Regions from separate parts of the Mus musculus genome. Here region 2 is linked to region 1. The links are chromatin loops, found by intact Hi-C in ENCODE. Cell type or tissue: left cerebral cortex. All regions are shown on one strand. Links, peaks and the distances in the headings refer to the core of each region. The heading gives the core; the rest is flanking DNA.

Region 1 (5,000 bases), core at 1-5,000:
ATTTTCCTTGCTCATAAAAATGTGATAGTTTAAACTTGATCTTTATATAAATTTAAAGTAATGATTCAATGAAATTCTTTATCTTGAATGTGTATTATCCCAATTTGAACATTAAAATTCCTGTATTTTCTTTATAGTCCAATCACTTTTAATACTATTTCAAAATATTCCTTCCTTATAAAATATCCTTAAACGTTCAATTTTTTTAGGGGAACTTCTTGGATTTTTTTTCCTGAACTAAAATATACACAACGTTTAAATATCAAATAATTAGTTACATATGCAAAGGGTTTTAAGGGAAAGCATATTTCTACAATATATTTGATTTAGTGACTTCAATAGAAATGGAAGCAGCAAGAAATGTTCTCGAAAGTTACATTTTCCAAGTCATAAAATCTTCAAGAAAGTATTAATAAAACTTTCCACAAATCATCAGAACTCGATAAGTTCTTACAGACAGTACTTACTTAGAATCCCGTGATGTGGGCTACCTTTGATTTGAGTCATTTTCCACTGGTTTTGTTTGGCATAAATGCTAGATGTACAGAGAAATATGTATTTCTTGGAAGAATACTAACTTTTAAAAAATTTTTTATCTAGATCTCTAGTTTTATTTTTTAACATGCACACTTGTCTGTAAATTATTCAATAAACTAATAAACTTGGCTCTTTACTTCTTGCTTCAGAGAGATTGAGAGCAGATTCGGGTGTCTCTCTTTGGTTGTTTTAAGAGATCTGGATTTTATCACCACTGAGGGTCAGTAAGGGGCTTTTACCAAGTGTGCAAGTAGCTTTTCACACATTTTTCAAATAAAGGGTTGATTGGTGTGAAAGGTTTGTTATATTATTCTTCTAGGTATATAGAAAACTGGGATTAAATATTTACTCTTCAAAAAATAGGAAAGAAAGAAAGAATTTTGCTGCAATGACTTCAAGAATAAAAACAGTGTTGGGATATTAATAAAACACAACAGTTTCCAAACCATTAATCCATCATACTTGGAAGCCATTGCTCCTGTGTTCAAAGGACTGGATAGTTGTGTGCCCTTGATTTCAAACTGCAGTTGTGTTCGCGGCTGTCTAGTACCAGGTAGTTGTTTGAACACCCTCCCCCCAAGAAAAATATGAACATCAGGAAGTTTTATTTTATCTCCCACGAGTTTTCTTGGGAATGCATTTTAAAAGGTAGTTCACTATAAAGAATGCTCATGCAAGCAAAACTAAATGAGCAGATTACAGAAATGGAGAAGAACACAGATTCTAAAGCCAAGGATAGTATAATGCCATAAAATATCTTTACCACTTACATCACCTGTGTAAATTTTTATTAAATCCTTAAAACCTAGATTTTAAAAATGGTGTGTAGCTTTGTTTATTTCTCCTCTGAAGTTTACAGATTTACTTTTGCCCAGGAAAGTTTTAAAAGTGTGAGCCAAGCTTACTTTGAAAGCCTGGGCTCATGCACGTGGAGGGTGGATGGAATCAAAACCAGTTCAGCAAATAAAGCTTCAAACTTGAAATGACGTTATTAAACTGGAAACCCTGAATGTGCACAGCGCCCTCCACCCCCCTTCATTTTCTAAACCACGTCCCGCTGTTCTAGTCAAAGCAAAGGGTGAAAATCCACATAATCCAAACCAACATGGCGAACTGAGAATAATAGGTGAGGAAGGAGTCGGGGAAACAAATCGCAGCACTGTACAAACAAACTGCTGTGAACAATCTTCCTCCCGGACAGGGGTGGTCAAAGGAGGAGGTGAGTGCGCCTCTTCGCATCCTGCTGCCTACATTTGATAAGACACTGCCATTTAAGTTGTAAAACTGTGTGCCCTAGTAAAATTTTAGCACTATGGCTCTTTACAGGGAGTAACTGTTAGGTGGCCACAAAGGAATCAGGCACCCTCGCTGCCATCACACCCCTGCCAGGGTGTCTTAATCCCTATCTACTTGAAAAGGGAGAAGTAGAGCCAAGGAAGCCATGCCGCTTCGCTCCTCAGACCCGTTTACTGTTTTCTTATTAAAACCCAGCCAGTGAGTGAAGCGGCCAGCTGTAAGCCCTCCAGGGCCAGGGAGCACTTCCAGCAGTTTTCCCTCAATCGGGTACCGAAGTCAGTGCTGGAGCGCGGCGCGGAGCCCGGATGGCCATGGAACGATGGAGGGGTGCTGGCTGCTTTGGGCACCTGGCATCCCATGGCTCGCTCTGTGCCGGCTCCTCTGGACGACTGCGCCCACAGCAGCCGAAGAGCTCCTGGGAGCAGAACTCCTCTGACTGTTTCCTTAGGAAGGAAGCTAGCAAGCATCTTGCAACCAACGCGCGCCCTCTGCCTGCAGCCTAGGAGCTGCTACCGCCTCTCTGCGCCGCGCCGCTCTACCCCACCTGGCAGCCACCTGCACCGGATCAGGCACAGGGAGAATGCGACCCCCCCCCCACCTCCCAACCCCCTGTACCCCAGCAAGTCCAGATCTTCGTAGGAGACCACAGATCTCAGATTTCCTTGCTGCTTCCTCCGGTGGCTGTCAACCAGACCTTTCAATCTGGCATCTGGAGGTGGCGTGGGAGTGTCTTTTCTGTCTACCTTCCTCTACCCACCGGGTGACTTAGGGAGAGAGGAGGGGGAGGGGAGGGGTCCAGCAGAGTTTCCTGCAAGGTTGGAAAAGCACCTCTTCATTTACTGAAAGCAGAGACCTCTGATTAGCCGACTGTCCTGTTGGCTGCTCTCTGACCCTCCTTGCTATTTCTTAATGTCTCCACAGTGTGTTCTCCCCACTCCCGTTTCTAAATAAAGGAATTGTTTTGCTTTTTCAGTGTTCTTTAAAGTTACCTGCAGATGACATCCACCTTTAATCCCTTCCTTATCGTTAAAGGAGTGTTCCTTAAGCCTTCCTGCTCCTACTCAGAGTGCCCTGGTGCCCCTACCCCCAAACCACCCCTCTCTCAGATTGGTACCATTTTTGTTGGTTTGTTTGTTTCCTTCGGAGTTTGAAGATAAACTTAAAACATAGGGTGTTTCTTCAAAGTGGAGTAATCCGAGTAGATTCACGGTTTACTGCCGCTTTTATTTTTGTGACTGTGTGTCTTCAATGTTATTCTTAAATAATGGCTGAATCCAGTAGCTAAGTGAGTGTGGTTTAAATGTCCTTTCCTCCACTGGGGTTGCAACCTCACTGTCCAGTGATCTTTTTCATCCATCCCTTAGTGAAGCCTTACATCAACCACACCTAACATACATCATACATATTAGGGCATTTCTTAGATACAACTGAGGAATCATCCCAGCAACACACCACTGGACCCAGGCTCCATCTTGTCTCTGGGTCTTCACTTTGACATTTCTCCTCTCTACAAATCCTGGTTATCTATGAAGAGTCCTTACATCCCAGAACAATACTAGATTGCTCTCTGTGGCTGAACTAATTTGTTTTTTTTGTTTGTTTGTTTGTTTGTTTGTTTGTTTGACTTTGCAAAATTAACTTCAAAATGTTGAGAACATTTTGGCCGGAGAAATTAAGTTAAATCAGTATGAGGACTTTGAACTTCCTAAACGAGGACACACATAGATCCTGACTCTCTGAAAGTTACTTAAACTGATGACTATCTGTAAGGTAGGGGAAGTTGATGCAGACAGTAGTCCCTTAGGCCTATGGAGCCTTTCCTTCACTTATCTTGGCCTCTGCTTTCTTATCACTCAAACAACACATGCCTCACCCTGAAATAAAGATTTTCCCAGATTCCACAGACAAACAAACAAACAAAAACAAACAAACAAAAACAAAAAAGAAAGGGAAAAATGTGAGAAAATTGTCACCATAACCAGGGTGTGATTATTGAGGCGTTTTGTTTTTGTATCCCAAGAATGGAGTGTGGCTTGACTCCGGGAGTTGTCACAGAAAATCAGGAAGAGGGAAAATAGAGCATGCTCCAAAATGTAGGTGCAGCTCCCTGTGGGAAATCCTCCGATTTGAGAGATTTAAAAAAAATAATAATACTTAGGATGAAAAAAAATAGAATTAAGTTATTTGTCTTTGTTTACATTAAAAAATACTTGTAGCTTGTTTAAGAGAGTTAACATGGTAGCTAAAAGAGTACTTTGTAAAGTAGCAAATTAAGTATGGAGCAATTTGCTTTTCATGGGGAATTTCAACACACATGTTCAGCTTTAATTGATGCAATAAATTCCCTGTACCTGCCAAAGAGCAAAAATAGTGTATTGATGACATCAGGCTTCTAAGTAGAAGAGCAAGCTGCCTTTAAGTGTCTTTCTTCTGTTGCTGAAATGTCAATGTGTAACTTTTAAACATGTTAGTTAATGTTTTTTTTTTTTTTTTTTTTTTTTGGAAACATGGTCTAATGTAGCCCAGCCTGGCTTTGAACTCTTGACCTTTTTTACATGCGCTGGAATTGGAGAAGTGGGTCACTACTTCTGGTTTAACTTAAACTTTCTAATGTGTTGTCTGTTACACACTGTGTTCTTGCAGAGGATCCAGCCACCCAGCCACTGGCAAATGAGAAAGCCTTAGCAGATAGCTCTTTCCCACCCTTACATCTGGGAAATAACTCAGCAATTTTTTCCCTCAAATGTGGTTCTTAAAATTCATGTATGGATTTGAATAACGCTTCCAAATCAAAGGAAATGTAAGCTTGACTTAAAAACCCAGTCCTTCATGTGAGATTATAAAACCATTGCATTCTGTTATTAAGTATTTAATAACATATGAAACTAATACTTGTGGAAATCTGGCCTTTATAATACCTCTGCAATGTATGTCTTTTTATAGGTCTAAGGCTTAAAATTAAATTATTAAACAAAATGAATTAAATACATAAAAATTCCCAAACTGAGTTTTATTGTTTATTTGCTCTCAAAACAACAGTCTTGACCAATTATGTAGCTGAACCTTATAACCTATTGAGGTAACTTGGAAAACAGCATTCAGGTTGGTTGCTAAGAGGTACATTTGGCAAAGGTCAGAATTATTTCCTGTAGAACTTACGAAGAGGT
Region 2 (8,556 bases), core at 1,525-6,524, 890 kb before region 1:
TGCTGCTTGTATTTTTTTTTTACACTTATGTGTAAATAGGTATTTGCTTATATTCTGCTGCAATTTCAGAGAAAATTTATCTTGGCAATTTAAGTGTTTTTAATTAAAATATTTAATATAAATAATGCATCTCATCATGTAATTATATAGCATAAGCCTCTCTAAATAACAAAGCAGAAATTGCTGCTTGAAGACACGGGGCCATGATTGAGTCAAAGTTCTCTAGAGGAATGGAACCTCTGGGCAATTTCTTATGAGAAATTGGACCCTATCTTTGTGCAGAGAACTCCGTGGTCTGCCACCTGCATGCAAGAGAGCAAGTGCTATAACTCTCCCTTGGGGCAGAGTACGGGGAGCTGTCTCGGCTTTAACAGTGAGGCATGGACAAGAGGGAGTTGCTCCTCTGTCTTTCATTCCATACAAGCCATCAGCAGTTCCAAAGGTGCCCACCCCCTCTCAAGACCTGCGGTCTACTGACTTAGTTTCTAATCTCATCTGGAAGCAAGACAGAAAGAGCCTATCTTAGTGAGCAAGCAGGGTGGAATGTTTCAGTCTTAGAGGAAACTGGTATACAGCACCAGTCTAGCTGAATTATAAGCCTCAGGCTCAGTGAGAGATACCTTTCTCAAATACCATGATGGGAACTGGTAAAAACGTGTAACAACCATCTGTAATGGGATCCGATGCCCTCTTCTGGTGTGTCTGGAAACAGCTATAGTGTACTCATATAAATAAAATAAATCTTAAAAAAAAATGTAACGTTGACCTTAGGTCTCCATATGCACACACATGCACCTGCAATACCCACGAACATGGACACAGATAGACATTTTGATGAAACATGTCAGTATGCACCGTGAATGTGTACCCACAACTTTTTTCATTAAAAAAGAAATAGTAATGGTCCAAAGTAAATGGAGCTTTGCTACAGAGCTGACAACTCTCATATGGGAGGGGTTCTTAGGAACCACCTTCAATATTTTGGACAGGAGATAATGGTATAGCACACATGCCTGGAACAGTCGCGTGAGATGTGGGGAAGGAAATTTAGGAAGAAAAAAATTCATATTAAGGTAGGAATGAGAATGACTGACCATAGAGTAAAGGGACAGATGTGTAAGAATTATTGGCAGTTCCAAGGGTTTAAGGAAGACGGCAAATAACTTACACTGTTAATAGAAATCAGTATCATTGTGCAGTGCTTGTTGTCACAGACGATAAAGAGTATAGGTAGAACCACACTGAATTCATATGCCTCCAATAGAGACACTGAGGTGTCTCCCAAGATGCATTGTCTTACTTAGGGTTTTATTGCTGTGGTCACCAGGACCAAGGCAACTCTTATAAGGACAACATTTAATTGGGGCTGGCTTACAGGTTCAGAGGTTCAGTCCATCATCATCACCATGATCATCAAGGTGGGAGCATGGCAGCATTCAGGCAGGCATGATGCAAGAACAGCTGAGAGTTCTACATCTCCATCTGAAGGCAAACAGGAGAAGACTGGCTTCCAGGCAGCTAGGATTTAAAGCCCACAGTGATACATCTACTCCAACAAGGCCACACCCACTCCAACAAGGCCACACCCACTCCAACAAGGCCACACATCCTAATAGTGCCACCCCTGAGCTAAGCACATACAAACCATCACATGCATGACATGAGTCCCCTGGAACGACTATTTGTGTATGCTAAAAGAGACTGTTGTACAGCAAGGTCTAAGAAGGGTACTGAGTAGGTGGCCACCCCTTCACTCTGAAGCAATATGAGGCTATAGAGATGGCTTTGTGGATTCATAGACCACTGTGGCTACTGAAAACGTTTTAATAGAATGTGGAAGCATGCAATCCTTTAGTTAAACCCAGAATGAGGTCTAGTTATAACTTGTTTTTTAAACAAAGACATGTTTGCATGTTAATTTAATTAATTGTGACACATCGTTACAGTCTGCTGATAGTTTTAAACTTCCCTTCCTGTTTGTCATTCTTTGAGGGACTTTCTTACCTCCCGGGTATTTGCTGAACAATAGTTTCTAGAAATAGCTACTGGAGAAATGAAGTGTAGAGAGATGGTTTAGCTTCATTGGTTCTCCACCTTCAGAGGCGTCTTCCTTGTCCCCTAGGTTTCCAAAGTGACTTTGCTCCAGTGAGTTTAGTGATAAAATGATTGTTGTGTTTACCTATAGCGGCTCCCTTTGAACTTACGGAATTAATTTACACCTTTCTCTGTAACTGGAGTAACCACAGCCTGTCAAGCACATGTCTGTCCCTTACACACCTGGATCATTTGGGTATCCAGTGTGCTGGAATTCTTTATCAAGAACATTTATATGGTGCCAGTCCTTTCCCTCAGAATTCAGAGTTGCTGCCCCTTTAAAATAGTTCTGTAAAAAAGCCAGAATATTCTCAGTGTGTAGCAGCTCATCTAAAAACTTTATTTTCCAACTTTTTTTTCACATCATGACTGCCTTATAAGGTATATACTACCACCCTATAAGTTGTATGCCCATCTACCACCCATTACCATCCTATCAAAATGTAGATGCACCACTTACTGGGATGTATCTGCTCCCACAATCTCAAATCTGGAAGGGGCCATAGAGGAAAATGTTTTATGTTATTTGACCCCTGCAGAAATAGAAAGCCAGAAGAATGAATAGACTGTAAACATTATATGACATGTTAACACATAGCATAAGACTTTGTGTTATAGAATAACACGTGTAGGTAGAAGATAGAATGATTACTTACTTGTTCCAATTGTTCTGCATACTACTGGATTGCCACCAGAGATATGAAGCTCCACTAGGACGTGTCGAGAAGAATCATCAGGTGACCACACTGTCCTTGTCCTCTGAGAGGTCCATACCTGGGAACACCGTCACTGTGCTAACTGCATAATGTAGTGTAGAAATTTGTCAGTGTTGAGAGCTTTTGGTTGACAAAATGCCTTTCTTCCCTTGCATGGTAAAATTGCTCATTGACATTCTCACTAAGGAGTGAAAATTTCAGGGGTTTATTTATCTCAGGAGTTAATTTTCGGGGGTTTAGGAGATAATTTAGTCGTAGAATGTTTGCCTAGTAAAGTCTTGGACTTGTTCCTCAACTTCACACATAAACACACATTACCACCCCACTTCCCCCACATATCCATACATATTTTTGGTTATTCTTGGTCATGATTATTTGATGATTTATGATATTTTTGCATATTAGTGAAATGAAAGAGTTGAAACCCATCAGAGAGGAAAACAACAAACTGTGACAACGCTGTATTGAGCCGTGATGATTAAAGAGTCGTAATAAAATTTTGAGTTTTCAAGAGATGAATCAAATTAGTTCCCTTCTGAATTAAGAAAAAAACGCTCCAAGTTTATATAAACACAAGAGCGGGAGCGATTCTGAATGTGGCCACACGGTGGCGATGCTGTGACACAGATGCAGCTTGTCTTGAGGAAGGAATCCTGAGTTCACGTGTTGAACTTGGATTTTCTGGGCCTGTACTCATTCCCCTTTTCATTTTATAATATCTCATCATAAACTAGTGTTTCCATTTCCTGACAGAAGGTCAGCATGCTTTCTTTTGGTAGGGTCGTCAGCTTTTTATGCATATCTTACCTGTGAATGTTAAACATAATATAATGCTTTTAACTGATTCTCCACGTAGCTACTAGGAACCCAAGTAATGCTAAATAAGCAAATTGCAGCATATAGCACTCTTTGAAGAAACATGCAGCATTTAAAATAAGCACAAATACCAGCACCATGCTTGGGCTTTGCTGAAGAAATAAAATGATACTCCCTGGAAATAGTACTCATGAGCTGATGGGCAGAGCCCACTGCCAGTCTCACAATACAGGAGGCATCTCTTACTCTGCACTGGATACTGCACCTGAAGTGACAAAGAGAGTGGGGTTTTCCTATTTAAAATGCATTGTTAGGGTCTGGGCAGGTGGCTCAGTGGTTAGGAACGCTGGCTGATCTTGCAGAAGACATGGGTTTGATTCTCAGAACCCCACATGATGGCTCCCAGCATCTGTAACCTCAGTTTGCAGGGGATCTGACTTCTTCTCTTGGCATCATAAGGACTGCACACATACAGTGCTGGTGTGCACACGCACACTGCCTGTGCACATAAAAACTTAAAAAAATGCATGATTAAATGAAAATATGAAGTAACACAAGCTGATTCAAAAGGGAGACAGAAGGGAGCAGGAGACTAGAAAATGAAGCAGGTGAAGTTGCCCACAGAGAGAAAACAGCGCTTCAGAAAGTTCTGAGTAGGAAGAGAAGGTGTTAAAACCAAGAACACAAAGCAGGGCTAGCATCTGGAAACAGCCGAGATGCTCAGAAAACGATGAATGGTTAATGAAGTCATGGTACTCTGGTGTGGAGGTTGGATAGGAATGGCCTCCATAGGCTCCTGTGTTTGAATGCTTGACCCACAGGGAGTGGCACTATTAGGAGGTGTGGCCTTGTTGGAAGAAGTGTGTCACTGTGGGAGTGGGCTTTGAGCTTTCCTAGTGCTCAAACTCTGCCCAGCGTGGAATAGGAGCCTCCTCCTGACTGCCTGCTTCTGTCTACCTTTGGATCAGGACGTAGAATCCTCAGCTGCTGCTCCAGCACCATGTCTGCCTGCAGGCTGCCATGCTTCCTGCTATGACGTTAATGGACTGAACCTCTGAAACTGTAAGCCAGCTCCAATGAAATGTGTTCTTTTTCTTTTTAAAATATCTTCTATTATAGCTTTATATTTATTTATTTATTTATTTATTTATTTATTTATTTTATATATATGAGTACTCCATTGCTCTCTTTAGACACACCAGAAGAGGGCATTGTATCCTATTACAGATGGTTGTGAGCCACCATGTGGTTGCTGGGAATTGAACTCAGGACCTCTGGAAGAGCAGTCGGTGCTCTTAACCACTGGGTCATCTCTCCAGCCTGAAATGTTTTCTTTTATAAGGGTTACCATGGTCATGGTGTCTCTTTACAGCAATAAAACCCTAAGACACCTTGGAATGTGATGTTTCATTCATCTGTAATGAAAAATGAAATGATGGAATTTTCAGGCAGATGAATAGAACTGGACAACTTTATACAGAACAAGTAACCTAGGTCCAGAAAGATGAATGCGTGTTCTCATACATAAGTAGATCTAATGTCAACTCTTTAGATTTACACATTTAACTTGGAGAACATGAAGAAGTCAGGAAACTAGAAATAGGCCATTGGTTGAAGAAAGATCAGAAGGGAAGGGGATAGTAGAATACAAGGGGTATGAAGCAGAAAAGGTAAACTGATGGAGGAGGAGATAAAAATGGGGAGAAGGAGGGAAGGTGGAGAGAAAGAAATGGGTGGGGGTGTAACCAACACTAAGGATGTTCAAAAAAACATATAGGCATCTGTTTTATAAGCTTTATACAGATATGTGCACATGTAGAATAGTCATATAAATGTTTAATGGAGTTGTTTATAAAGGGGACCATACTTGTCCCCAAAATCATAGGTTATCAGTTATACCTAAATTCCATTGCCAGGCATAGGATGACTCTTATAGAGAAGTCGATCAGTGGAGTATCCCAGAGACTGTCTAAACATTATGTAATTTGCTGTTGCCATTGCCCACCTGTGAGACCTCAATAGTAAAACACTATGGCTAAAGACACCACACACTTTGGTCGCAGGGCACGAAGACTGACAAGGAAGCCTCCTCATTGCTGGTTAGTTGTCACAGAATTTGAAGGCATGGTGCAGGCTGCTGGGAGAAAACCTCACCAACACTCTTACCCAACAGCGAACTCTGTGAGCTACAATGATGTCAGATATGCCCACGGCTGCAACAGAGGCACACATGTTACAGGGGCAACCAACTACTTTCTGATTAGACTTAAAGCCCACTCAAGAGGAGGAAACATGTGCCTGGTGACATCCATCTGGCCAACAACTCATGGTTGGGTCCCTCATAGGTCCTGGAGAACCTACGACTTTGATTTTGCTAGGTGGATGCAGTATCAAAGTACCCTCTAAATTTAATTCCTTCTATGCATAGATTATTGTAGTTTTCAGACCCCCAACAGACACGTGTGTGTGTGTGTGTGTGTGTGTGTGTGTGTGTGTGTGTATGTGTGCAGTGCATGGTGGTTTGTGTTGCTGAACAGTGGCAGTTGAACAATTGCCTACATTGCAGAGAACAAGTGTTTGTGGAACACCAACCATGAATGGAATGAATATCTATATGACACCAAGTCTCTCAGGGACCTTTGAGGAAGAGGGTGTGGATTGTAAGAGTTGGAAACAAGGGGCAAACAGAATGAAACAGTGTGTTCTGGACATGATAGGACTGCTGTACTCATGAACTGGTAGCAATTATGGCTGCCTCTATAATATCTATACAAGATAAGAGCATGCACGGTTCTTGCAGAGGACCTGAGTTCAGAGGAACAACTGATCGTTGACATCATCTGGGGAAGAAAGAGTCAGTTTTCTTCAGTGTTCTGGTCCCTTGTGATGAATTGACTATGCTCCAGCGGGTTGCCCCATACCCACGGCTAAAACTTGGACTCTGTGGTTTCTAAGAAAAAGAGAACAGGAAGTTTGGGAGGGTGTGGAGGTGGGGATTGGACCAGGCAGGTGATTAGGGGGATGGTGGCAGTTGAACATGTTTAGAATATATTGATTGCATGTATGAAATTCTCAAAGAATTAGTGAAATATCATATTTTATAAAAGGAAGCTATGGTGGAAGAGGCAGTTGAGTGGCTGAGGGTGCTTACTGATCTTATAGAAGGCCAGGGATCGGGTTCCAACACCGAAGTTCACAACCATCTGTAACTCTAGGTATAGGTGAGTCTCTTAGGGTCTCTCCAGCTACCCCCAACACACAAATAAAAGTAGCAGCAAGTCTTTGTATTGCAACATTCTTCAACAATGAATCTATGTATTGTGTGAGTTTATGTATTGAAGGAATTTATGAAACAGTGAAATTGTGTATTGTATGAATTTGTGTATTGTAAAACTTAAGTAACTACATTTATATTCATCAGAAACAGACCTGAATCCTAAAGAGGAAAGAGAAGGGCACAGAGTGAGTTCTGAGAGATGTGGACTTGTGGGCACAGGGATGCTTCCTACAATTGACTCGATTGGCGATCATCTCTTAGAAGAGATGGGAGAAAGGTTTGATAAATCAGTGCAGTGGAGGCTGGAGAGAGAGGGCAGTGGTTAAGAGAATGCACGGTTCTTGCAGAGGACCTGAGTTCAGATCCCAGCACCTATGTCAGACATCACCACTACCTGCCACCCCAACTCCTGGGGGAGTGATGCTGTCTTCCAGCACCATGGGCAGTTACCACATATCATGGCCTGAACAGTTTTATGGCGAGTGACCAGTGATGATCTCTCCTACTCCTCCCTTCTCCTTCCTCCTGCCTCGCTTTCCTTGTTTCCTTCTTTCTTTCCTTTGTTAAGCAGCTTGAATTTATTGCTTTTATCGAATTTGGAAAATGCTTGCTGTTATTTCTCCAATTACTTTTACTCCATACTCTCTCTTCGTTTTTTGTTTTATCCACAACATAACCAATAACATGTCCTCTAGGCTGCTTGATCTTTTCCCACAGGACACGGGGACTACATTTTTTTTCTTTTTCAGCATTATTTCCTCTGAGTTTTATTTTGGGTGGCTTTTATCGCAATATTTTCAAGTTTACTTTTTATTTTTCCTTATCAAGACTTTAGTCTATTTTACCCAGTGAATTTTTGGATACAGGTCATGTACTTTACATTTCCAAAGGTCTTATTCATGTTTTTATATATTTCATGTCATATTTTATATTTTATTTAATATTCTTAACCTATTTCTATTTTGATAATGCTTTGAAGTTTTTGTCTATTAACCCACCCTCATCACTCAGTTCTCTCATTTATATTGATTGACTGATTTGGGGGTTAAAATTTATATTTTTCGGTTTTGAAATGTTCATTAATTTTTTTATCACGTTAAATATTGCGATTTTTTTTATTGTTGAGTGATAGATTTTGTTATATTCCTTCAACAGATTCTGTACTTTTTCAGGCAGGCAGTTGACACTAAGAAATAATTGTGTTCCTTTTTTAACAAATTGCTTTAATGCGAATTCTCGTGGGTTGATGCAGACATTCTCTAAGACAAACTGCATCCCAGTAGAAAGGGCAGTCTCATCCACAGATGCTCTGGAGTGCTCAACGAAAGGGCAGTCTCATCCCCAGATGCTCTGGAGTGCTCAAAGCCTTAGTTTTCTTGGTATGCCATGGTAAAAACCCCACAGATGGAGTCTATTAAACAACGGCAGTACTTTCTGTATCTCTGGTGTCTGGAATCCCGAGATCACAGAACGGACAGGGCTAGCTCGGAGGAAACTTATGTCCCGGCTCTCAGATGGATAGCTCAAATGTCCTCACTTGACCCTTTATCTGTGCATGCTCAGAGAGGCAGACAGAAAGAGGAAGGGGAACAGATATATCTATATCTATCTACATATAGAGTGAGGGTCTGATTTTTCCCTGAGGCTTCTTGA

The links. Hi-C counts contacts between places; a loop is a spot of excess contacts. Peaks named below come from ENCODE experiments on the same cell type or tissue, not always from the same donor. Only the 100,000 strongest peaks of a DNase experiment are listed, where the experiment ranks them.
Region 2: a loop joins it to region 1, with 5 times the contacts of the local background. A loop is called at or near these places in 18 of 42 quality-filtered maps.

The regions. Positions count from the first base shown.
Region 1 is chr16:63,854,424-63,859,423 of GRCm38, reverse strand. The region is part of intron 1 of Epha3 (Eph receptor A3); the gene reads left to right. Among named protein-coding and RNA genes, the nearest start is that of Epha3, 7.3 kb to the left of the region's middle. In left cerebral cortex, for the core only: a CTCF peak has its summit at 2,329; a DNase peak (open chromatin) is centred at 2,283; H3K4me3 peaks cover 1,486 bases; H3K27ac peaks cover 1,242 bases.
Region 2 is chr16:64,743,307-64,751,862 of GRCm38, reverse strand. No RefSeq gene overlaps it. Among named protein-coding and RNA genes, the nearest start is that of 4930453N24Rik, 23 kb to the left of the region's middle. In left cerebral cortex, for the core only: a CTCF peak has its summit at 3,419 (motif pointing right); a DNase peak (open chromatin) is centred at 3,419.